Linked DNA regions of Mus musculus: all the other regions are linked to region 1. Evidence: chromatin loops called from intact Hi-C (ENCODE). Cell type or tissue: left cerebral cortex. All regions are shown on one strand. Region 1 has its middle 20 kb from the start of Gm30999. Region 2 holds the start of Hsd17b3 (hydroxysteroid (17-beta) dehydrogenase 3). Region 3 overlaps Ercc6l2 (excision repair cross-complementing rodent repair deficiency, complementation group 6 like 2). Region 4 holds the start of Gm40981 (a long non-coding RNA gene). Region 5 holds the start of Gm30950 (a long non-coding RNA gene). Region 6 has its middle 2.6 kb from the start of Ptch1.

What was found. Hi-C counts contacts between places; a loop is a spot of excess contacts. Peaks named below come from ENCODE experiments on the same cell type or tissue, not always from the same donor. Only the 100,000 strongest peaks of a DNase experiment are listed, where the experiment ranks them.
Region 2: a loop joins it to region 1, with 2.3 times the contacts of the local background. A loop is called at or near these places in 8 of 42 quality-filtered maps.
Region 3: it touches region 1 in a loop (4-fold over the local background); 3 of 42 quality-filtered maps call a loop at or near these places.
Region 4: a loop joins it to region 1, with 2.8 times the contacts of the local background. A loop is called at or near these places in 8 of 42 quality-filtered maps.
Region 5: it touches region 1 in a loop (2.5-fold over the local background); 4 of 42 quality-filtered maps call a loop at or near these places.
Region 6: it touches region 1 in a loop (2.1-fold over the local background); 9 of 42 quality-filtered maps call a loop at or near these places.

What each region holds. Positions count from the first base shown.
Region 1 is chr13:64,034,195-64,038,194 of GRCm38, reverse strand. No RefSeq gene overlaps it. Among named protein-coding and RNA genes, the nearest start is that of Gm30999, 20 kb to the left of the region's middle. In left cerebral cortex, a CTCF peak has its summit at 1,659 (motif pointing right); DNase peaks (open chromatin) are centred at 1,677 and 2,966.
Region 2 is chr13:64,086,069-64,090,068 of GRCm38, reverse strand. It overlaps Hsd17b3 (hydroxysteroid (17-beta) dehydrogenase 3), which reads left to right and starts at 868. Exons shown (of 11, transcript NM_008291.3): 1 at 868-1,082; 2 at 2,852-2,898. The coding sequence starts at 941. In left cerebral cortex, no CTCF peak of the experiment used is centred here; a DNase peak (open chromatin) is centred at 1,817.
Region 3 is chr13:63,899,185-63,903,184 of GRCm38, reverse strand. It overlaps Ercc6l2 (excision repair cross-complementing rodent repair deficiency, complementation group 6 like 2), which reads right to left. Exons shown (of 19, transcript NM_001013608.3): 19 at 2,883-4,000. The coding sequence ends at 3,682. It overlaps Gm46423 (a long non-coding RNA gene), which reads left to right. Exons shown (of 3, transcript XR_001780983.2): 2 at 2,002-2,134; 3 at 2,364-2,426. Among named protein-coding and RNA genes, the nearest start is that of Gm46423, 5.5 kb to the left of the region's middle. In left cerebral cortex, a CTCF peak has its summit at 1,764 (motif pointing left); DNase peaks (open chromatin) are centred at 911, 1,325 and 1,791; H3K4me3 peaks cover 979 bases; H3K27ac peaks cover 705 bases.
Region 4 is chr13:62,917,833-62,921,832 of GRCm38, reverse strand. Gm40981 (a long non-coding RNA gene) reads left to right here and starts at 3,998. Exons shown (of 3, transcript XR_873589.1): 1 at 3,998-4,000. In left cerebral cortex, a CTCF peak has its summit at 2,025 (motif pointing left); DNase peaks (open chromatin) are centred at 1,989 and 3,925.
Region 5 is chr13:63,927,665-63,931,664 of GRCm38, reverse strand. Gm30950 (a long non-coding RNA gene) reads right to left here and starts at 3,910. Exons shown (of 3, transcript XR_382567.2): 1 at 3,828-3,910; 2 at 3,434-3,551. In left cerebral cortex, a CTCF peak has its summit at 2,146; a DNase peak (open chromatin) is centred at 2,073.
Region 6 is chr13:63,566,328-63,570,327 of GRCm38, reverse strand. It overlaps a transcript of Ptch1 not described here. Among named protein-coding and RNA genes, the nearest start is that of Ptch1, 2.6 kb to the right of the region's middle. RefSeq lists enhancers at 485-1,546, 3,855-4,000. In left cerebral cortex, a CTCF peak has its summit at 2,199; DNase peaks (open chromatin) are centred at 2,344, 3,529 and 3,986; H3K4me3 peaks cover 2,480 bases; H3K27ac peaks cover 2,193 bases.

The sequences.
Region 1 (4,000 bases):
AGCATTTTGGAAAGGCTGACATTCCCAAGCTGCCTTTTTCATGTTTCTATGATTTGGTCCTAAATGAGAGGAAACCTTTAACCCAGAGGGAAACCTGGTTTCTGAGCTCTGGCACTTTGGAAACACTCCTGAGGTTCTTGGGGGGAGGGGGGCAGCTGGATGGTAAGACCACCCTATGCACAGCCATCACGTGTCAGGACTTCCTGCAGACCTGCCACCATCTGCCATCTCTAAGGAGGCTCTTCTCACAGGCATGCTGGACTTTGGGAAGTTGGTGCTCAGCTCCCTCTCTCGTGGTCATGAAGTCTGGCTGTGCATCTGCAACTTCTATGTTCAAGGAAAATGCAAATGCAATCATTGCCTTAGAAAATGCTGCCGGAGCCGGGCATACCTTTAATCCCAGCACTTGGGAGGCAGAGGCAGGGGGATTTCTGAGTTCAAGGCCAGCCTGGTCTACAAAATGAGGTCCAGGACAGCCAGGGCTACACAGAGAAACCCTGTCTCGAAAAAACCAACCAACCAACCAACCAACCAACCAACCAACCAAAAACAAACAAACAAACAAACAAAAAACAAGAAAATGCTCAGAAAGTCAAAATGCAAGCAAAGGATGTACCCTTTCCATCTTCCTATTTCCTCCTTACACCTGCAGCCAGTCGGCAGGTTAGTGGCTGACCCAAGGAGCTGACTCCAGAAGATCAGGAGGGGTGAATAGATGTGCTATTCGGGATGTGGGGATGGGACATGGAGAGACTGGACACTGAACAGAGAACAGCCTCTGCAAACTGGGAGCATAGCAAAGCCAGGATACGCCAGGCTGAATGTACTGCGATGGAGAAGGGCTGCTTGCAGGAGACAGTGACAAGTCAGAAACCAGAAGGAGAAAGGACTCTCCAGAGGCCAGAGCTGGGCTCAGCTGAAGGACAGAATCTGTCTTTGACTTCTGCCAGTCCTCATTGCTGAGAGCAGTCTAGTCTAGGCCTCGAGCTATGCCCAGACAGTACTAGGGTGTCTCTGTGCCTCACACCCAAAATGCAGTGGTGAGATTTCAGAGCCTGACTGGGCTGGATTGAAGAGCAGTGGAAGGGAATGGGGCTTTTGGAGACACTCCCTCTATTTTCTAAACATTTGTTTATTGAGTGTGCACGCACAAACATGCAGAAGCCAAAAGAGAACTTTTGGGACTTCTACCATGTGGGTTCTGGGAACTGAATTCAGGTGGTCAGACTTGGTGCAAGCACCTTTACCCACTAAACGAGAAAAATCCCAATGAAACCAGGCAGTCACTCTTGTTCTCAGTCCTTCTCGTTGTAGTTATTAGCACCATGTGTGCAGCTTTTGCACAAGTCCCGTCTCATAGGCAGCACAGGTTTTAATTCTTTGCCTCCTTTGCTTCTGGATCAGCCTTTCAGGATTACCCAGCATCACAGACTAGACTTTCCAAGCCTAAACACCAAGACGAAAACCCCCTAGAGCTCCTCGACCAGAATCGCCTTCCTGGATCACCAGATGCCCAGAATCCACCTCCCACCGACATTCCAGGAAGGCAGACTTTAGAGTTCAATCTCCACATTGTTTAAGGAGCAGAGGAGGTAGAGTGAGGACCCCTGGTGAGAACCTGTCCCTGAAGTATCAGGCCGTTGTCTTCTACTGACCACCAGAGGGCAGTGTTGCACTGTGCGAACGCTAGACTGAGCGCCATGCACCAAGCACTCTAGAGGATTAAAAGTTCAAATTTATCCTTGGCTACTAATCATATTTGAGGCCAGCCTGGGCTACTTGAGACCCTGTCTCAAAACAAAACAAAAAACTGTTGAGAGGGTTGTGAGTTTGATTATGGGCATCATTGTTAGGTCAGTCTCTCTAGGGTCAGACAAGGATGCCTAACCTTCATCCTGTTTTTAGAGGGGCATGTCACAGGCCCTGTGTGGACAGTTTCAGCATAAATTATGATCATCCCTCAGTGCTGGCAAGAGAGTCATCCACGGGCTGGCACTCCACCTCAGGCCTCAAATAAAAATCTGAGTGTACTTTGCCCCTCATAAAAAGTGTGATGTGCACCCCACCATCCCTAAGTAGCTCAGCGTGAATATAATAGCCAAATGTTGCCTAAAAAGTTGTTATGTTGGATTTTCAGAAACTAAAGTATACATATTAAAACATATGCCATTTTGAGGGTTTTTGTTTGTTTTGTTTTGTCTTGTTTTGGTTTTATACAGGGCTCTAACGAAGCCCAGGCTGGCCTCAAACTTGCTGACTATCTAAGGATGGCTTTGAACTTATGATCTTCCTAAACCTTCCTCCTTAGTGTTGGTACTTCAGGTGTGTACTCCATGCTGTTTAAGTGGTGCTGGGGTCAAACCACAAGGCTTGGTGTCTGCTAAGCACACACCCCAACAACTGAGTTCCATCTGCAGTCCCAAATGTGAAATTTTTGATCCTTGGCTAGTTAGGCCTGTAGAATGGAGCCCATAGCAGTGGAGGGCGACTATGGTCAGGTTGGAGGGATGCCCACATCACTCTAGTAATTTAGTTTTAGAGAGTCTGTGGGGTTTTGTTGTTGCTGCTACTATTGTTGGTTTGTTCCTCCGTAAGAAGCTAACTTCAAAGGCTTGCCCATCCCAGCAGGCACTGCTCAGTTCTGGTAAATTCAGACATACTTCTAATGTTTACCCTGCCCCGGACATGGTGTGTTCACTAGTAGCTTTTGTAGCATAGTTTTGCTTTGTTTTTTGTTTTTTTGCTAATGGAGATTGAAATTCTGCCACAGTTCTGTGTAGATGCAACCCCAAACCTGTCAGTCTGCCGGAGACTTTTTGTCCCTGACCTCCTGGCCTCTCAGAGAAGGACACAAACAATGCTTTCCCTCTGGGGGGGATCCATCCTGGGGCAGCGCAGACCCAGGGTGGGTGGCCAGCCGCAGCTTCCCTCTGAAGGGAAGCACGTGCAGTCCTGGCTTCTGTCGACTCAGCTCTGGGAGCACCACCTCCTCTCAGCGAGCTTGGGGGCCTTGGCTGCTGGGGATGACCTGCAGGCCTTATCAGTGTTTATCTTTCAGCAAAATCCCAGAGGTGGCTGATCGTGGTGTCTGGGACTCTGACAGCTTGGAGGGCAGGCAACTATGCTTTTTCCCTTACACTCTCCCGACCCCCCAACTCCCTCACTGTAGCAGGCTCTGCACGATGGCAGAACTAGCCCATGAACTGTTAAGAGGGCTGTGGCTATAGCCACATTTTCTTTCTAAAAACCAGAAATTTTTGGAGGACTGAAGAAATGTCTCATTGGCTAAGAGTGCTTGTTGCTCTTCTAAAAGAACCAGGTTCTGTTCCCAGAACCTATGTCTGGCAGCTCACAACTACCTGTAGTTTCAATTCCAGAGGATTCTACGTCCTATCTGACTTCTGTGAGTAAACATGCATGCTTGTGGACATGCAGTGTAAACAAGAATAAATGAGGTTCAAGCTAGCCACCCTTGTCTAGAACACTCCACAAGCTTTTCCATGGGTTCCAGATGAAGTTCTCTTCTTTGCCCTTGTCCTCTCTTCCCTCTGTGATCCGAATGGACTTTCTGACTTATGTAACTCCCCTATGACTTCAGTGCAAGAAGCTTGGGAGTGTGTGGACATCGCTGAACAAAGGAGACAATCGCACTGAGTATATGCTGGACTTCCACACTTGAGCAACACTGTCCCTCACAGATTCGCTTCCATCAGTCATCCCTCTCCAAGGGCACTGGCCCTGGTGTACTTCAGGGACCTGCACATTTTCACCTTAGGGCCTTTGTATCTGCTTATTATTTTACCTGGAACACTCCTGTCCCAAATTCACATGGCAGCCACTACTTGTCATTCAGGTCTCAGCTCACAGACTCTTAAAAAAACCACTTTTTTCCTGGGTATCCCAGGAGGCGCTGGGTTCTCTCCTACATCACGATTCCATTTCTTTCAGAGCTTGTGCCATTTTCTGAAAAAACTCTTGTTCCCACATTGGACAATTTCTT
Region 2 (4,000 bases), 52 kb before region 1:
CAATTTACTAAAATGATTAGCTCAAGCTCAGGTGTTTGCAATGGTGACTTTAATATCTATCTATCTATCTATCTATCTATCTATCTATCTATCTATCTATATCTATCCATATACATACATATACATGTATATATATACATACATATACATGTATATATATATACATACATACATATACATGTGTGTGTGTGTATATATATATATATATATCTTAGTTTGTATAATTTTTTTTGTTTGTATGTTTTCAGGGCTGACCATTTGGTATTAGATAATCAATTGGTGTGCTCTTCCCTGGGGAAGAGTCCTTATTAGTTGCTTATAGTTCTTGTGTAGGGTTGAGGCCTAGTGGACTATCCCAGGCTTACTTTGGCAATGCCTACTGATGTTGTCCTTGTTTTGCCAGTCATGCTGGGTGAGACTTTATGGTGTAGCTTTTGACATTAGTAAGGAAAGACTCTTTCCAAGTGGCCAGTGTTTTCCTCTGAACACTGCCTTCCCATGGGACTGCAGGACTTCCCACAGGCTCCATCGCCTCCCACATCCCCACCACGCAGGGGATCAGGCTTTTAATGCAGAGACCTCCTTTGGAGATCAAGTCACAAGACCAAGTCTCTTTGGAGACTCCCAGAGTGCTCTGTTTCCTCTCTCTGGGTTTCACTTGTCTTCAAGTCTACTGTCTTCTTTACCCAGTACCTCCACAGCCACAGAAGCCCTAACCATGCTGTAAAGATATTATTAAGAATACTTGATTCAGATGCCTGCGAATCACAAGGTTACATAAAGAAGTTCCTCTAATCTAAATGCTCCCAGATACATGGAACACACCCAGAGCCTCCTCAGAGGAGATCTGGCGGGCACCCAGGCCACTTGCCCTGGGAATCACACGGGGATAAAGACCAGGTCCAGCAGCATCTCCAGCAAGACAGCTCCAGAGGAGGCCATGGAGAAGCTCTTCATTGCTGCAGGGCTCTTCGTGGGCCTGGTTTGCCTGGTGAAGTGCATGAGGTTCTCGCAGCACCTTTTTCTGAGGTTCTGCAAGGCTTTGCCAAGCTCTTTCCTGCGATCAATGGGACAATGGGCAGGTAAGAAGATTCTCCCAGTCTTATTCTCTTATTCTTACGTCTCAGAATGCCTCTGTGACTCCGCACAACATGTAATGGTGTGACTAGACAGCATGTGTGGAACTAGAACTGTCTGGAAAATCAAGGTATGGATCAGGAGATGGGGAAGGGGACTGCCCCCCAGGTTTCCCTCGTGTCTGTTGCTTTGCTAGATTTACTTCTTTTTGGAGTCTTTCTAATAATACCAATAATAAACCAGGCAGAGGTACCGAGTTCTCACCTATAGATTTCCAGATTTCTAAACTCTTGGCTGGTGTGCTTACATTTTATTAAAGGGAGTTTCAAAAAATTTTTTAATCCAAATGTTAATTTATTTTTTTAAAAATGCATTCTGTGCCTCTATTCACTAAACTTGGCAACTTTGTAAACTTTCTCATGGATTTTTTTTTTTTTAATGACCATATGAGAATTGTTTAGGATGGACCCATGGATTTCTAACGGATGCTTCTTACACTTCCACTGCGTATGCACACGTGTACATACGTGTGTATGAATATATGGTATGTACACACGTGTGTTTGCTGCTTTTATTACTTACTAAGCCACTGAGCTTGTGTATTCTGGATCTGAATACCCTACCAGGCACAGTCAAATGCCCGAGTATCTGTGCAGCTAGAACCCTGCACAGCTGCCGCCCATGAAATGCCCGAGTATCTGTGCAGCTAGAACTCTGCATAGCTGCTGCCCACGTAGCCCTTCTAAGAACACTCCCCAAAGAGCAGTTAAGATGCAGCCAGAAACTCTGTGGCTTCAAAGTGAGAGGTACAATGTTAGCTTGTTTGAGAGTTAGGAATGAATAAGATAACCATGAGGAAATATGCGATGTCGTCAGGAACAGACAAACCAGGGAGGGAACAGATTTCACATAGAGAACAGGAAACTCTGGGAACAAGGCTGGAAGATACCCAGAGAAAAAGTATACTGATATCTATGCTCAATAAACGTGAATCTTTTTGTTATTTTTAAATAAAAATAGTGGGTTTTAATGAACATTTTAAAAACTGTGTCTAAAAAAAAATGTGTGCCCTTTAATGCTTGGTGCCAAGGTCAGCTGCAGGTAGGTATATTTGTGGTGACTTGTGAAACTTGTAATTGTGGTCGTCTGTCTCCAATTTTGGAAACGAAGGGCTTGAAAGCCTATGAAATTGTTGGGTACTAGTAGATAGTGGTATTGGGGGCTAACTATCCAAGGTCCTCAGGTCCCTGCATCCCCCATACACATTCCTGTATCCTCTTTGCCAGGTTCCCTATCTTCCAAGGCATTGAGGGCCACGGACCTATGGGGTGAAGGAGGGGAGGGGCCAGATTGCACTTCTCAGAAGGAACCCTGAGGTGTTCTTAGGGTGAGCAATGGGCAGGAATGAAGCAATGACAGTGTACATGCTTGCCCTTGAGTTGCTAAGGTTGTACTGCCCCAAGCCTGGATAAAATACTTGTTGGCTTAGTGCTTGGCTACATTTCATAGTGTGTTTTCTAGACTCACAGATCCCTCCAAAAGCGCGCACACACACCCCCACCTACACACACACACACACCCCAAAGACAAAACAGAAAAGCCCTTCACCCTTCACTTGCAGTGTTCTAACCAGGTTACCAAAGGCTGGAAACCTTGGAGTGGAGCAACGTGGCTTTGTGGTATTGAGCATTCTAGACAGAGATATACAAGAGACTGCGAGAGAGAGGCTTGAAGATGTGTCCTCTTGTTTCAAGGCTGCCACTGTTTCTTTCAGTGATTACCGGAGCAGGCGATGGCATCGGGAAAGCCTATTCATTTGAGGTGAGGTGGCTCCTTTTTGTGGTATGGATTTTGGAGACCGGTTCTTGCCATGTCTCACAGGCTGACCTCAAATGGATCTAGGTAGCTTTCTAGGTAGCTGAGACTACAGGTGAGTTCCACCAGCCTAGCTTTGAAGCTACCCTCCAGGCAACGATCCCTCCCTTGTGATAAGCATCCACCCTACCCAACACTTTCCTGTGTACAAAGATTATAGACATTCATTTAAAAAGTAAAATACCGGGGCTGGAGAGGTGGCTCAGCGGGTAAGAGCACTGACTGCTCTTCCGAAGGTCCTGAGTTCAAATCCCAGCAACCACATGGTGGCTCACAACCACCTGTGATGAGGTCTGACGCCCTCTTCTGGTGCATCTGAAGACAGCTACGGTGTACTTACATATAATAATAAATAAATAAATCTTTAAAAAATAGATGAAAAAGTAAAATACCTTTAGTATGAGAGTAGACTGAAAAAGATCATAATCCCATCCCTTAGACACTTAAAAAAAGGTTTATTTTATAGGTGTTCATGTTTGTGTGTTTATATGTGTATGCCACTTACATACCCAGAAGAGGGCATCAGATCCCTTTGAGCTGGTGTTACAGGTGATTGTGAGCCACCAATGTGGTGGCGCACGCCTTTAATCCCAGTACTTGGGAGGCAGAGGCAGGAGGATCTCTGTGAGTTCAAGGCCAGTCTGGTCTACATAGTGAGTTCCAAAAAAGCCAGGGCTACATAATAAGACCTTGTCTCAAAATAAGTAAGAAAATAAATCCCTTTTATTTATCCTATACTAGTAGGAAACATACTAATTCAAAATTTATTTCTGTAGATTAGATGTATCAAGTATAGCCGTTGTTTCAAAAACACTGGGGAGGCTGAGACAGGGGATTTCCCCCGGCAAACTGATTAACTAGACTAGACAATTAATGAGGTCTGGGTTCAGCGAGAGTTGTTGCCAAAGTCAGTTAATTGGAGAATGATTAAAAAGGAAACTTCAGGTCTCCACACGCACAAGCAGCCACATGCGTGCTAGGCTAGCCTGCACATACATGTGAGCCCATGAGCATTTAAACACTCTCACACACACCACATGTGTGTACA
Region 3 (4,000 bases), 140 kb after region 1:
CAGGCAAGGTATAGAGCCTTTGTTAACTCCTAGGTGGGAAAAATAGGGCTAGGGACTCAGTGATACCATTTTTTTTTAGGGTGGGTGGGAGGATGACTGGAAAAGGCCCACTGTTGATTCTAGATTTCCCAGCCACAAATTAAAGACTGGAATCCCACTCCTCCCAGACAATAGGAATCAGGACTCTTTTACAAGCAGAGGACATGGCCGGAGATTGTCAGGCAGGGATGCAAAAACATGGGGGGTGGGGGAGCAGGTAGGAGGGTTGAGAGCTCTAAAGAGCTTGTGTTGGAAGGAGGGACAGAAGAGTGTCTCCATCAGTCATGAGGTATCTCCTAGGCATTGTTAGTCAAGAATAATGTAATGACCTGGGCTTCTAGTGTTCAGAAGCCAAATGTGGGGGACTGTGCTAGTTTGATTTAATAGCCTGGTCTACTTACTAACTAGAACCTGGTGCTTCTGGGAGATTCTCAGGTAGAAGAGAAACAGTCCGAGCAGCTATTGCCAATACAGGGCTGTGTGGCCTCTCTGCCTAAGTTTCTTCCTCAATAAAACAGATAACACCTGCCCGGGAGAGGTCTAGGGCAGATTAAATGTGAAAAGCACTTGAAATGTTAAACAAACGACTAAGTAAATGCTCAATAAATGTGAACTGATGTAGTTATTCCCCAGCCCAATCCCCTTTACCCTCCCTAACAGAGGAAATGAGAGGTTTACTACAGCGGAGGTCCCTATGTTTCAACAGGCTTTGGGGATGCAGTGTGGAAAATGGATTAGAGAGGGAGGAGGCCGAAGCCTGGGAACCCAGGGAGAAGTCTGCAGGCATCCAGATGGGAGGTGGAGGGACAGAAACTCAGGCTCTTGGCAGTGGGATTCAGGAACTATTTCAGAGACATTTTCTCCAGGACGTGATAACAGGTTGGGAATGGAGGCTTGGCAGAAGGCTCTGGCTTTGAGGGAAGCTTGAAGGTGGGAGGGCAGTGAAGGCAACCGCAGGGCCTGTCCTAGAGGGTGTGTGGCCAAGGACTGGAGGCCCAGCCAGCAGGTCCAACAAGCGCAAGGGCAAGACGTGCACCGGCTTGGGGGAGTGCGTCTGGACGTGGGGGGCCGCTTCCCGGGGCAGCTGGCCGGGGAATCTTAGGTGGAGTTCGCCAAGGTGCTAAGTCGGATTTCCTCCTGGGCCAGCCTGCTGTGTGTTTGTGAGGCTTGCCTGGCTGCGTCCCCGCGGCCCTCGCTAACACGGAGCCTGGAACCGGCCAGGAGTTCCACCCTGCCAGTTTCCCACTTCCTTCCTAGCTCTGCTTTGCAGCTCTGTCTAGGTGCTTGCGGGAAGGGGGGAGCCTTCGTCTGGCAGCTTCCCAAGACTGCGCGTTGGGGATCAGTTGAAAGTGATTTAGACAGCAGAAACCGGCGCCTCTGGCCTCCAGGATTCAGAACATTTAAGCCTGGGGTGCACTCGCCCAGTCAACTGTGCCAAGCTGTGCCCCGTGGGGGTCCCCACCTGCTCCTGCCTATTGACTGTCCATATACTCGCTTGGTCTCTTGACTGACACCGCACTAGGTGACCATCCCCACTCTCCTGCCAGGATACTATAGGGACTCCACAGGATCGCTGACATACGGCGTCCCCTTGCTTTAGGGCTTCAGTTCTTTAAGCTCCTGCACTACCAAAGCTGGACCACCCACGGCGTCACGCTGTGAGGGATGCGGGAAGCCGCCTGGCTTTCGGCTGGTGGCAGATAACGCGCCCCCCACTGGCTTGAGCTCAGGAGTTTTCCGTCGCTACTGCCAAAGCATAATTCCATTAGCCATTCTTCTCTTTTAGGGTAGATGCTCTGTCCTGCCAAGTGGGAGGGAGAGCAGCGCTAGGCTTTGTGGCCCCTTTCCGGGAGTTGCCAGCCACCGGAAGTACAGAGAAGTCCTCATTTGGGGCTCACAGTATCTGCAGTTTGTCCGCAGGGTACGGCCAAGCTCATTTGGCGGTGGTCCATCTTGTTGCAGGCAGAAAAGGAAAAGCCCAGGAGTTGCACCTTGCCTACCCTCGGATGGTCAGCTGCCTACTGAGTGTCAAACCTATCTCTGGACTGATTCTGACTTACTCCGCAACCCGGGTGTACCCCCAAATACACAAGAGGTTAATCTGTCAACAGTTCTTAGTTTGGCTAATCCAAAGCCTGCTCCCCTACTAAAAGGGCCCCTTCATGCTCCCCGGGGAGTGGTGTGGGACTAGAGGCCTCCAAAGACTGGAGAAGCCCTCGGGAGCCCATTTCTTCTGGTTTCCATCAGTGGGAGTGCTTTACTGGGGGGCGGGGCACTGATTTCTGCCCATGCAAACACAGCTCTCCCTCCCCTATATGCTCCAGCTGCCAAGTGTGAGTGACCATGGCCGGCCCTGGGACACAGATTCAAGTTACCTCAAATGCTGTGTTCCAACATGGTAAGAGGTTCATGAGTTTCTTGTAGTAACAGAATAAAGTAATAAAGTATTCCTGTGTGTGTGTGTGTGTGTGTGTGAGAGAGAGAGAGAGAGAGAGAGAGAGAGAGAGACAGAGACAGAGAGAGACAGACCTGGAGAGCCTGCTGTTTTCTGAATAGATAGTTCCTATATGGTCCTGTGAGCTCAGCTGAATGTGGGCAGGTACTAGCCTGACACTTCAATGTGCCAGTCTCAATGCCAGGAGCTATACAACATGAAACTTTACAGATAGGACCTCCTTGCCTTTACATATAGCTGTCACTTAACACACTGTCACCTACACTGCTGCTCTTACCACTGTCACCTACATAGCCGTACCTATCACAGACCAGAGAAGCTGGGAAAGGGGTACTAAATGAATAAATCAGAGTGTGTAAACCATATATATTAAATTCGATGAAAGAGGTTTCAATTAAAATCAAATGTTTATTCATTTCCTTTTACTTAAGAAATACAAAGTTAGGCTATAAATCTATTTATATTTACTAAATCATAGTAATGTGAAAAGTTAAGGCATCGGAATCCTGGGCAAAGATAAAAATCCCATTTCTTTAGACCACAGCACACAAACTCTGAGTGATTATAAAAATTAGCATTTTTAACATAATGCCATACATTGAGTCCTAATTGTTGAGTCTTCATTATAACTTTTATCTAAAATAATTTAATAGTAATAGAACATAATTCCAAGGAAGAAGGAAAACAGTAAGTTCCCAATGCCAATGAGGAGAGGGCAGTGGCTGCCACTTGACTTTGGGGCATTCTGGAGTTTAAAAGTGGAAGGCTGTGTGTCGGTTATCTTTCAGATAATGAATGGGCAAGTCACTCACGTAAGGCCACGGACTCACACAGGAGGGAAGATGCCAGTTAATAATAGTTATATTATGACACGTTACAATATGATACAATTACATTTGTTCTGAAGACCAAATCTGGGGCAGGAGATGTAGCTCAGTTGCCCAGAGTGCTTGCATAAAGTCCTGGGCTTGACCTCCAGTACTACATAAACTACATACATGAGCGTTAATGATTAAAACAGATATTAGGGAAAGAACCCATGATAACATGCTAGGCTGTTTAGATTATACTAAAGCAATAATTTAATACACAAGTTTGTAAACAAATGTTCAGTGTGCCCCATACATGAACATCCATAGCCAGGGCCAGCAGCTCATCAATATCTAGGTTAATGGCACGTCCATGTCCTACTCTCTCTCTGTATTGCTTATGCTTTCATCGTCAACATCTGAGCTTAATGTCTTCCACAAAAACTTCTCGTTTGCTTTCCAAAGGGAAGCTTCCAGCTCATCTTTCCTTTTGGAGGCTGAGGTACTGGGTGCTTTGGTACACAGCGTCTCTATCACTGCCAAGTCAGTGAGTTTGCTGAGACTGTCATCATTCTGCTCATTCAAGATGTCCCAGAAATCTTTTGGTTTCTGCTTTGCTTTTGCCACAGGTCCTGAAAGAACATTCTTTGGCAGCTGTGTGGGACCTTCCCCGTGGCTTTTAAAGAGGTCGTTAAGA
Region 4 (4,000 bases), 1.1 Mb after region 1:
TTTTTATTTTACTCTAGGTGTACGGGTGTTTGCCTGTGCATATGTCTGTGTCCCGTGTGCATGCTGGATGCCTGTGGAGGCCAGAAGAGGTTATCAGATCCCCTGGAACTGGAGTTGCAGAGGATGTGAGCTGTCATGTAAGTGCTAGAAACTGAACCCTGGTCCTCTGTAAGAGTCACAAGCACTTTTCAATGCTAAGCCATCTCCCCTGCCTCTCAAACCTTTTTTTTTTTTTTTTTTTTTTTTTTTGGAAGATGAGCAGAATGAAAAAAATAAGAGAAACACGAAAGCATATTTGACAGGGAGAGAAAAGTTTCGATTTTGGGCAACTTTGGTTGGTTTCCTGTGTGTGTATTTATACACATACACATATACATCACTATTCTGCGTTATAAATGTATTTCTTATGGAGAGTTTCGGGGGGGGGGCAGGGGAGAATAACCCTGTGCTATGGGATTTCCTGCATCACCAGCCAAACCTTCAAAGCTGCTGCTGCCCACCAAGCCTCTGATTAATGACTCTTAGCTTTATATTTGTATGGAAATTCATCATCTGAACCCTAAGTTTTAAAAACTCATGTTCAGAACTAGGTCTAGGGTTTGGGAATAAAACAAGTGACCCCAGGTAGCTTCAAGACTGCAGGTGTTCTAGTCCTCCACACATGGCCAAGAGAAGCCAGGAGAAAAGCACGACCTCTAATAATGATAGTCCTGGAACTATTTTCTATATGTGTGACAGTTTACGTGGGAACAATTGGCAATTTCAGGAACGTTGAAAAGATTACCACAATTTAAATAAAATATTGGTTAATAAAAGGCTATGCTCCTTGGCTTATGACCTGCTAAGCACATTACAATGTGTAATATATATACATATTGAAGTTAAATATTCCTACTAAATGTGATCACATTTGGATCATCATAAAACTTGCCAGTCAAATGAACATGGAGCTAGGGTAGGGACATCTTTTTCATGCTGGTGGCAGGGTTAATGTTTTTGCAATTTTAGTGTGTGTGTGAAGGTTTAAGATATCTGGCTATGAATCAAGTCAATAGGTAAAGGTCCCCATTTGATTTTCTTTTATTTGTCGTGATTTAGAACAGCACAGGGCTTGTGAGTGGCAGGTATTTGGTGACTTTATCATAAATTTTAAGAGATTCGGGCAAGATTTCCCCCTCATGGCATCTCCTGGCACCCTGATCATTAAGGTATTGATAGAATCCTGTTCAAAAGCAGTATGTTGGGCCGCTGAAGCTAGAGAGATGGGATGAACAGATGGGGGTCTTGTCTGTCTATTATCTATTTTTCGAGACAAGGTCTTGTTGGCTAGCCTAGAACTCACCATCTAGACAGGCTGGCCTTGAAACTGCACAAATCATCTTGCTTTTGTCTCCCAGGTGCTGGATTTATAGGTGTGAGCCCTGCTTAATCTGTTTAAGGGTGGCTTAAACCATGCCTAGCTCAATCTGTTCTTGATTTGTGTCTATCCCTGGATGTATTTTCTTCGTAATCCCTTGCAATATTTGGGCACCAGTGTTACATATGCCCCACAACGTGTCGTTGATCCTTTTACCAAAAAGCAAAGGAAAAAAACCCACCTAACTCTGGTGAAGTTCTCGCTCTACAAGGCTGAGCTGTTTGGAGTACATCTTGGCTATCTGCGCAGACCTTGAATAAGCAAACTATTAGTAATAGTTTGGACCTAAAGTTATTGACTTATCAGGCCTTTCAAAGTACTGAACATTTTATTGTATGATGTCACTTGAGCAAACTTCCTACAACCAACAATACAGTCTTTTCTGAAATTACCCTCCTTTACAGCAAACTTCCCAGCTGTCTACATTCATTTTGTGAAGACAGAGGCCGTGTACATTCTGCTTGTTTTTCTTACTGCTACACACTGATGACAGATTGCCTGGAACTGGGTTCCTTACATGCAGTTTTATTCATTTTTCCAAATACCGAGTTAAGATCCTTGCTGGGTTTTTTTTGTTGTGGGAGGCCAGCTAGGTGTCTTACCCAGGAGCGCCCCCTTGTGGCTAGCACATCGGCAGCCATGTGCACAAATCGTCTGATAGCATAGCTTCTTTTTTTTTTTTTTTAATTTATTTTTTTATTAGGTATTTTCCTCGTTTACATTTTCAATGCTATCCCAAAAGTCCCCCATACCCACCCCCCCAATCCCCTACCCACCCACTCCCCTTTTTGGCCCTGGGGTTCCCCTGTACTGGGGCATATAAAGTTTGCAAGTCCAATGGGCCTCTCTTTGTAGTGATGGCCGACTAGGCCATTTTTTGATACATATGCAGCTAGAGACAAGAGCTCCGGGGTACTGGTTAGTTCATATTGTTGTTCCACCTATAGGGTTGCAGTTCCCTTTAGCTCCTTGGGTAATTTCTCTAGCTCCTCCATTGGGGGCCCTGTGATCCATCCAATAGCTGATTGTGATCATCCACTTCTGTGTTTGCTAGGCCCCGGCATAGTCTCACAAGAGACAGTTATATCTGGGTCCTTTCAGCAAAATCTTGCTAGTGTATGCAATGGTGTCAGCGTTTGGAAGCTGATTATGGGATGGATCCCTGCATATGGCAATCACTAGATGGTCCATCCTTTCGTCACAGTTCCAAATTTTGTTTCTGTAACTCCTTCCATGGGTGTTTTGTTCCCATTTCTAAGAAGGGGCAAAGTGTCCACACTTTGGTCTTCGTTCTTCTTGAATTTCATGTGTTTAGCAAATTGTATCTTATATCTTGGGTATCCTAAGTTTCTGGGCTAATATCCACTTATCAGTGAGTACATATTGTGCGAGTTCCTTTGTGATTGGGTTACCTCACTCAGGATGATGCCCTCCAGGTCCATCCATTGATAGCATAGCTTCTTAAATCAGCAGTGACAAACTGATGGTATCTCTCCCTCACTCATGTGCCTTAGCATTTCCCAAAGTGTTCTTCAAGGCTAGGCGGATGAAGGGGATGCTTTGTCTAGTCCATCTCTTTCCATCTTGCTATGACCTCAGAAGATACCTACTCTGTGTGCCATGCTACAAAGGAAACTCAACCATGTTATCTTTGCCTTGCTCTGCAAAGATGGTCCCCAGTGTGGTGACTTGCTCCATATAACCCAGGCTGGCATGTATAAGGATTCATACTTTAGACACAGGCCTTTTCACCCAAAGACCTGTTCATGCATGTGTGGTAGAAATGGCCTTCCAACATTGAAAGCCACTGTTTTTATACGATGGCCATAGAAATGTTTTATAAAGGAAATTTATTTTGTGAATACTTTAGATATAATGTGCATAAATTTCAGCTTTTTTTAAAAATAAGATCCCCACAGCAAAACAAGTTATATGTTTTGACTACAAGTGGAAGTTTGCATGATGTTGTCAGGGTTTTAGGAACATTACAGAGTACAAACCTTCCTTTTGTGCTTGTTTAAAAAAAACCTGAATTGTTCTAATAGACCCTGTGGGGCTGTATGTGTGTGTGTGAATAAGACAGGAGTTTGATAAAGTTTCCCTGAACCACGTACTAGGAACTGAGGCCTACATCTTTTTTTTTTTGTTTTGTTTCTCAGGTGGCATGAGTACTTATTTGATCTACACAGACTCACATTCTGGATTCACAGACCTTCCTAGATCATTATCTGTGTTTGGATACAGCTTTTCTGAGTATGTTATTATGCTAATTGTTTTCTTCATGACCCAACAAACCATTTCTATACATTTTACTAACTGGGAAAGTAAAAAAAAAAAAAAAAATCACTGTTTTAAACCCAGGTCTTCTAGAAGGGAGAGCCCAAGCTAGAATTAAAGTGTTGATTTTCCATTGCAGAGGGAAAAACCAAGACCCTGGAGAAGAGCCAAAACACCAGGAGGCAAGACACAGCACAAGGCCATACTGTCTGGGACATGGCAAAGAGCCACTGAGAGTAACAGCACAGCATAGGCTCAGTGACCCCTCCCCAAGGAGGAGTCCTTCAGTAAAGCCCTAACTCTATG
Region 5 (4,000 bases), 110 kb after region 1:
TGTACTAACTACTTCTCTCTTATCTGTGGTGGCTTACAGTTAATATGGCAGGGAAGGCGCGCCTGAAGGAGCATGAGGCGACTGGTCGCACTGTGCCAGCAGTCAGGAAAGCGGACAGAAGACAGACAGAAGGACCCGGTTATAAAACCATACCACTTCAGCCCCACTGACCCACTGTCTCAGTGAGACTCCACCTCCTGAAGGTTCCACAGCTTTCCAGAGCAGTACCATGAGCTGGTGGGCACTCCATACTTAAACCACAACCATGCAACATCCCTCACTTCCGAATGCCATGTTATATTATTATGCTAACCAGCATACGCTGTGTAGTATGTTTCTGCCTCTCCTTAAGCACAGGAGGTAGAGTCCAGTGGAAGAGAGTTAGTCACTGGAGGTCCTTTGAAGGGGGTGTCGGGGCCCTTTTGTTTCCTGGACACCACGATATGAGCGGTTTTCTCTATCCCATGCTCCCCAGAAAATGAACTCCCTCTTCACCGCTGCAAAACAATGACAGTCAAGTCGCCGTGGACTGAAACCTCTGAAACTGGAACAAACCCTTCCCTCCATGAATCCTTTGCCTTGGCTAATTTCTCACAGCAATGGAACACTAGAGCTACCGGGGAGCACAATGGTTAGCTCCGGAGGCTGTGCTGGTTTATATTGATTGCCAGCTTGACAGGCTCTAGAATCACCATGGGAACAAATGAACGGCATGCTTGTGAGGTAGATTGTAAGCTGGAATAATTGAAGCAAGAAACTCACTCTAAGGTAGGCAGTATTGTCCCATAGGCTTGGTTCCTGGACTATGCAAAGAGGAGAAGGCAGCCTGGCCCCTGTATTCATCTTTTTTCATTCTAGTCTCTGGGGACAAAACGTGAGCAGCTGCATCGAGCTCCTGTCACCACACCTACTGCACTACTACGGACTGAAGGCGAAAGCCGCTCCACATAACAGACCAGAACAAACCTGTTCTCCCGTAAGGCACCATTATCGGGTGTTTGCCAAGGCTAAAGCAAACTTAGTGATGCAGGGCTTTGAAGCCAAGCTGTCTGGGTTCGGATACAGGCCATTATCTGGCAGATTCAGAGGAGCCTTTACAGAGACCGTGGCTCCCCAGTACTGTCTGTTCCCGAGCATGCACGGGGCTTTGTTGCTTCTTATAAATCAACACAGCAACTATGATGAGCTGCCATGTGCACAATGGCGGTGCGCAAGACTGGCTTTCCTTAGAGCAGGTGCCCTCTTTAACTGGCTCTGAGGACACAGGTGGTATTTGTAAGTGATCACATAGAGACCCAAAAGCAAGAGGCCAAGGAGGCCTCTGGCCAACAGTCACTGGGTCCTGAGGCTGTCACTCTAACACGACTGCAGGAATAGCCATCTGCCGACAGCCACAGATCCTTTCCTGCTGGTGTCCCAGATGAAACTTCAGTGCTGCCTGACCACTGGACTGCAGCTCCTGAGAGGCCCTAAGCTAGATTCTTTAGATTCTGATTCTCAGACCCTGGGAGATAAGGGCAGAGGGTTGGTTAAGCTGCTAACTGTGTAGCAATCGTGTTGGCAATAACAGATAACTAAGTATCTACTCTCAGTATGACCTTGAGGAAGTCATTAAATCAATTTATGCCCTAGTTTCCTCATTTGGAACATGGAAAAAAAAGCTAACTTTGGAGGTCTGGGTGAGCATGAAGCAAGTTAACTGGAATATGCTTAAAGCTACCCCAGCTAGAGGTAACTTGTCACACATAAATGTTGGCTAATGTTTTTAGAGCAACAGCAGATTCTGTGCCCCTTAAGGAACAGCCTTCTCAGATGAGCAGTTATAATTGCTCCTGTCCTCTCTGCTGGCTCTCTCTCTCTCTCTCTCTCTCTCTCTCTCTCTCTCTCTCTCTCTCTCACTTGAACGTTTGGTGAACCTTACTTGCAGTTAGAGATTTTTTCAAAGCACAAAGCACTTTGCCTGGGAGCATGGCCCAGAACAGTTGGCTACCATCTGTCACACTCTGTGGCTCTCCCACATGGGGATCTTTCAGCACCATAGAAGGGGCAGGTAGCAGTTTAGCTTGGCCGGTATGTGGGAACTCAGAAGCACAGTATGGCTGTGGATATCTGCTACACTCATATTTCTTATAATGCATTCCTGTAGGGGCCAGCAGAGCATCAGAGAACTGTACCATGAAGCAGCTGAGAGAATTCTTTCCAGCTCTGAAGAGAGAGGCTTCCTGCCTCTCAAGGGTCCTTTTGCTGTTCTGCAACAAGCTTCCAACCTCTCCCCCTTGCATCTGATCAATGTCCACACTTCCTGTCAGTCTCCTTCACACATCCCTTCTGCATAAGCACCTCGCCTTCAGGTCCACCTTCTGCCAGGATCCAGCAGGGCACTCTATGCTGGTTCGCTTTTCTTCACAGTACCTAATGTGTGTGACCCTTTTACTTTCCCATCCAACAAGCCCTTCTGGTTTGGTGGCAGGAGAATAAGGCAGGAAGAGGAAGGTATGAAGATTAGCATGTGGGAGAAAGCGGCGGTAGATAGATAAAGGACAGACAACAGCCATGCATAAGGAGAGAGCAGGAGAAAAGCCTGAGACCTGTGAGTGAGCAAGAATGACCCATAAAGGGTTGAGCCTCTAGTGAACCCGAGCTTCTAAACCTCTGGGCTCTGGCCTACATTCCAGAGAGTACCTTCCCCTTTCTTAATAACTAAGCTGTCTATTTCAGCCACTATCCATGCATGTCCTTCATCTAGTAAGAACCTGGGAGTTTCAGCATGTGCCTTCTAGGCGCTGATCCGTGCTTCTGACATTTTCACACTCACCTTTGTCTCCTCTTCCCACCTCCCTTTGATCTGGTGGATGCTTCCCGTTGTCCCCCAAAGTCAACTGCCTAATGAACACACATGGCCTCCCTTCGCAAAGATACCAAGCAAAAGCTTTGCTGGCTAGCTGGTTTACATTCTGCTAGGGATGGGTGACACTCCAGCTGAGCAACTAGTTTAGTGAGACAGTACTTACCTACCAAATGGGCTGTGGGGTTCACACCCAACACACACACACACACACACACACACACACACACACACACACACACACAAGTATGAAGTGACCCTCATCAATCCTGAGACCAAGTTCTGACCCCAGGGATACAATCACACTTTCAGGATTCCAAATAGACACAGCAGACTACAGAACCATCTTGTTGGTGGTGTCCAATCAGCCATGCGAGAGTGTGTTCCTTCTTCAAGGACTGACCCCTCCAAGAAGTAGGTAAGCTCTCACTCTCAAGATAGCTTTGGATACAGTAGGAGACTGATTCTAACTTTAGCTTCTTTCAAAGCTCAGGGGTTGAGGATGGAGGAGTTTGGGAGGTAGAACACCACACTTCTGCCTGTGGTTGTGCAGCCTTTGTGAGAGGTGCTTCTGTCAGGGTGTCCTACCTGCTTACCGCTGCCACTCTGGAGAAGGCTTCACGGTGTGCAAGTTCCATTTCAGCACAGGAAAGAGAATTCTTATCACTGCTGACTTTGTAACTGGCTTTGTAACATGGGTTTGTGACTGTGGGCAAAAGTTTTCATGGATATAAATCACCCTCCAGAGAATGAGACCTACCATGGAAGGAAGGAGAGAGGGAGGGAGGAAGGGAGGGAGGGAAGGGGAGGAAGAGAGAGATGGAGGGAGGGAAGGAGAGGGAAGGAAGGAAGGAGAGGGAAGGAGGGAGGGAAGGAGAGGGAAGGAAGGAAGGAACAAAGGAACAGGAAGGAAGGAAGGAAGGAAGGAAGGAAGGAAGGAAGGAAGGAAGGAAGGAAGGAAGGAAGGAAGAGGTTTGCTTACAGACCCAGTATTGCTAGCACCAGGAGCACTCGAGCTTGCTCTTGGTCACCTTCCTCCCTCTCCCCTCATTTACCACTCCCCTCCATTCTCCCTCTCTCCCCTTTTGCCCTTGAGAGAGAGAGAGAGAGAGAGAGAGAGAGAGAGAGAGAGAGAGAGAGAGAGAGAGAGAGAAG
Region 6 (4,000 bases), 470 kb after region 1:
GGTGGCAGATTGGCTTAAGATTTAACTCTTATCCAAGCTGCCTTAGAGTTGCCCAGGCCCTATCCTATCACTCCTGTCCTGTATCCGGGGCTACCCATCCATATGTAGAACACTACATCCCCACCTCCACCATCTTTCTGCTACCTTTGTAATATCCATACACAAAGCATCACACCCACTTCCTCTCTATATCCCCTCCTTGCAATAAAAATACTGTAGAATTTAGTATCATATTTGCAATTCTTTGAATTTCTGAAAGGCTGCTGAACTTAATGGGGGGGGGAACTTTATGACTAAGCCTAGGGTCAAATGGCTGGAACATCTTTACCTCTATATGCTGCAGAAATGAGCTACATGATAAAGGATCTTAAAGACTCTTAGAGTTCTGAGAAGTCAGTGAAAAGTTAAACCTCAACATGTTTGGCACTAATAATTTCAAACCATTGGAACATCCTAACTCAAAGGACAGATGCTTTATCTCAAGTGTCATCCTAGCACTTGGACAATCTGATGTCATTTCTGAGTTGTGTGTGGTAGGGCTATGGATATCTGAAGCACTGAACAGAGAGGAGAGGAGACAGCGAGGGAATCCAGAACATTGAAGGAATCTGTCCTGGGTCATGATGGGAAGAAAAATGACAGTTTATATTTTCTATTGAACTTCCTTTGGAAGAGTGGATGGTCACTCAGCTCTGGCTTCACAGAGACTGGCAGCTCCTGCTGGTCAAGGCCCTAAGCTCTCCGTTATTTGGGGAGCCACCAGGCAGAAAGACCCTCAAAGGGACTGTATTGCCAGACACCTTAGCAGGCCTGTCTCCTCCACTCTGCCTCTCAGGTCTGTGGAATCCTTGCAGTTAGCTGGAAGTTAACAAACCCGGTGTGGCTCAGCGGTCCCCTGCACAGGGCATGCATATTAAAGCCGACAAAGCTTACAAATGTAAATAAGGGTAGATTGATTAGGAACAACATTATCGCTGGGAATGTCACACTCACATGCATCAGCAATGAGGCAAATTGGGGGCAGCCTCAGCCCTGACCACCCAAGTCGAGCAGTCTTTTTAGACTGGCTCCTCTTCCCTTTCTTAAAACGTTACAGAAACAAGGCCAATTAGATCCCCAAAGTAATTCATCTCTATGAAAAAAGCAGACCACAGGGGAAGCGGCGGGTGGGGGCTGGGGAGATTAAGATAGCGCTTGTTAGAGAGAGCCTGGGGGTTGCGTCCTGAAACCTACGGGTAGAGTTTACAGGTCAGGACCATTGTCTGGGATGCTGAAAAGTTAACCTATCAAACAGCGGGCGAGGGGTCGCAGAGCGCTGCAAACCTCGGGGTTCCATGTTCAAAACGTTTAAGAATTAAGTCAAACCAAGGGAAAAGCGCCCGAGTGGAAGAGGCTTTGCATAGCTGGGCTAAAGTTTCATTCTAGAATCCAAACAGCTATACTGCAACCCAAGAAGTAAAAAGCTGGAAGAGGGAAACAGTACACGCTTAGGAGTAAAATACTGTAAGGAATTTGAAAAGACAACGTCTATAGAGCGATGCCATACACACAACCAGCTTCAAATTAAAAACAAAACAAAAACCCAGGCTGACCTTTGAACTCGGGATATCACCCTCAACTTTCGAAAAAACAGCCCAATTTCCAAGAGCATGAAATGTGAAAGCTTAATAGTAGTTCACCCCCTTTCTACCTTATGCTGACAACCAACTATCTTAACAGTCATGCTTCCAGCACGTTACTCGACGTTAAGGTAGTTAGTGTCTTTCCCCTCCCCTGCATGCCTTTTCAGGATTTTTCAGTTCTTCCGAAAGTCAGTCTTTCGAAAAATCACGTGCTCCCTGGTGTTAGAAGTTTTGAATTTCCGAGCTGGCCTAACACCCAGGTCCTCTTCTTTACCCCGTGAACACCCCCAAATGCTTCTACTTGGTCTCTGTTCGCTCAGATTCATCACCCCACTTTAGGAACCACACGAATTCTGCGGGTTTGGGATTCAGGATGGCAAGGCGTCCTAGGGAAGCCCGGAAGGAGACGAGGCTAGAGGGGCGGCAGGCTGGGCAGCGATGAAGGACCGCAACGCGATGGGGGTGGGGGAGACCTCACCCTCCACCGCCAGCCCCAAAAGCCGTGTGCTCCGCCGGTGGCCGCGCGCCCCTGCGCGGCCCCTGTCTAACCGCAGCCGGCGCCGCTGAATGGAAGGGCCGGAACGCAGCCATTGGCTGGCAGCTGAGAAGCCGCGCGTTCATTGGGCAACGCGAGGGGGCCGGGCCGCCTTCAGGAATGTACTACGGCGTGTCCGGCACGTCTGTCCGCGGCGGTAGGGCGCGCACACTGCCCGGGGCCAGGGAAGGTTGTGCGCACTGTGATGAGGGCTGGGGCGTGCTGGCCTCGCGCGCGGACCCTGTTACCTGTGCGTCCGCATCACGAGCAGGCCGAAGACAGGAACGCGCGGGCGCGGACGCGCACTAACGCGGGTGCGCGCATGGGCCTCTCGGTCCAGGTCACGTGGTGGAGTAGGCTCCGCCTTCTCCCCCACTCCTCCCCCCCCTTTCCCTCCATCTGGGTTTCTTTCTTTCCTTTTCTTTCTTCTTTTTTTTTTTTTTTTTTTCTTCAATGAACACACACCGTGTGCATCTTAAAGCCACACTGCCCCATTTCACGGGTTCATTTGACTCCTCACTACTCCGGTTCCTTCTGCAGTTCAAGTCGGAAAAGAAAAATAATAGGACGTAGCAGAATCCCGTGTTTCTGGGTCTGGTGTCTACTGCGGGGAGGAGGAACTTCAAAACTTATTGGAGAATGGAATGTGCTTTCTTAAGTGTTATTTTTTTTTTTTCTTAAAGAGCGTAGTTGTGTAGACAGTTTAATTTGTTGCTGGCTCCAACATTCACTCCCCTCCCCACTACGCATTTTTCTTCTTCTTGTTGTTTGTTGTTGTGAATCCCCTGAATGTCTTGGTGACACTGGACACAATATCAGGACAAATCGTAGCGCTCTATGAACAATTTGTTTAAAATGAATTCCACATCAAAGCCTTTATTCTCTTCTACGTCACGCTATTAAATGTTACAGGGTGTGTATCGAGCTTTATTTTGTTTTAAAGTTTAAAACTGACTTTAAGAATGTGATTAATTAATGAGGATCCAGACGAATTCCAAATATCAGGAAATCTCTCATTTCCATTTCTCTGGCCTGCTGAAAAGATTTGCTTTTTATATATTAAAAATTCAAATAAAATAGCAGACTTGTCTGGAGTCTCCTTATAGACGTTTTCAAATTGGACTGTATTGTGTATTGGAGGGGGGCGATAGAGGAGTGAGAGGGGTTTTTAAAAGGGCTGGCTTTTCCCAACATCCTTGCTCGCCTCTTTAACTTTCCATTTTGTTTATCTTAATACGAGGCGTTGTTCCCTGCGAGAGTCTAAGTCTTGCCTTTGGTTATAAAAGAAAAGAGGAGAAAAAAAAATTGGCACACACTGGCGCACTATCCACCACCCTGTCATTATTGGTGCAGGCCTGGGAATTCAAGCCGGACCTCCCAGTATTTGCTGCAGCTTGAGGCCAAAGTGCCTCTAAAAGGGTTTTCTTTGAGGAATCTCAGAAATTGTTTAAGCGCTTAAAAAAATATATTACCTATCCCTCATGTCTATTGCGAGGCAAATGCTCCTGTACGTGTGAGTGTGTGCGTGTGTATGTGTGTCTGTGTGTGTGTGCGCGCGCGCTCGCAAAAGGCGTCTCGAAAAAGAAGACACTGTTGAAAAGAAAAGAAATAAGAAAGAAAGGAGGGGGGAGCATTCCTTAATGGAAGTATTGCATGCGAGAGGGTTGGCGCTGAGCGAGCGCCCCCCCACCCCCAAGCCTGGGATGCACACACGGGGGTTGCCTACCTGGGTGGTCTCTCTACTTTGGTGAGCTGTTGCTAAGCAGCTAATAATAGTCATGTTTGCTGAGTAATTTCTGCCCTCCAAGAGCCAATCGCGTTGCAGAAACCCAAGCCATCTGAC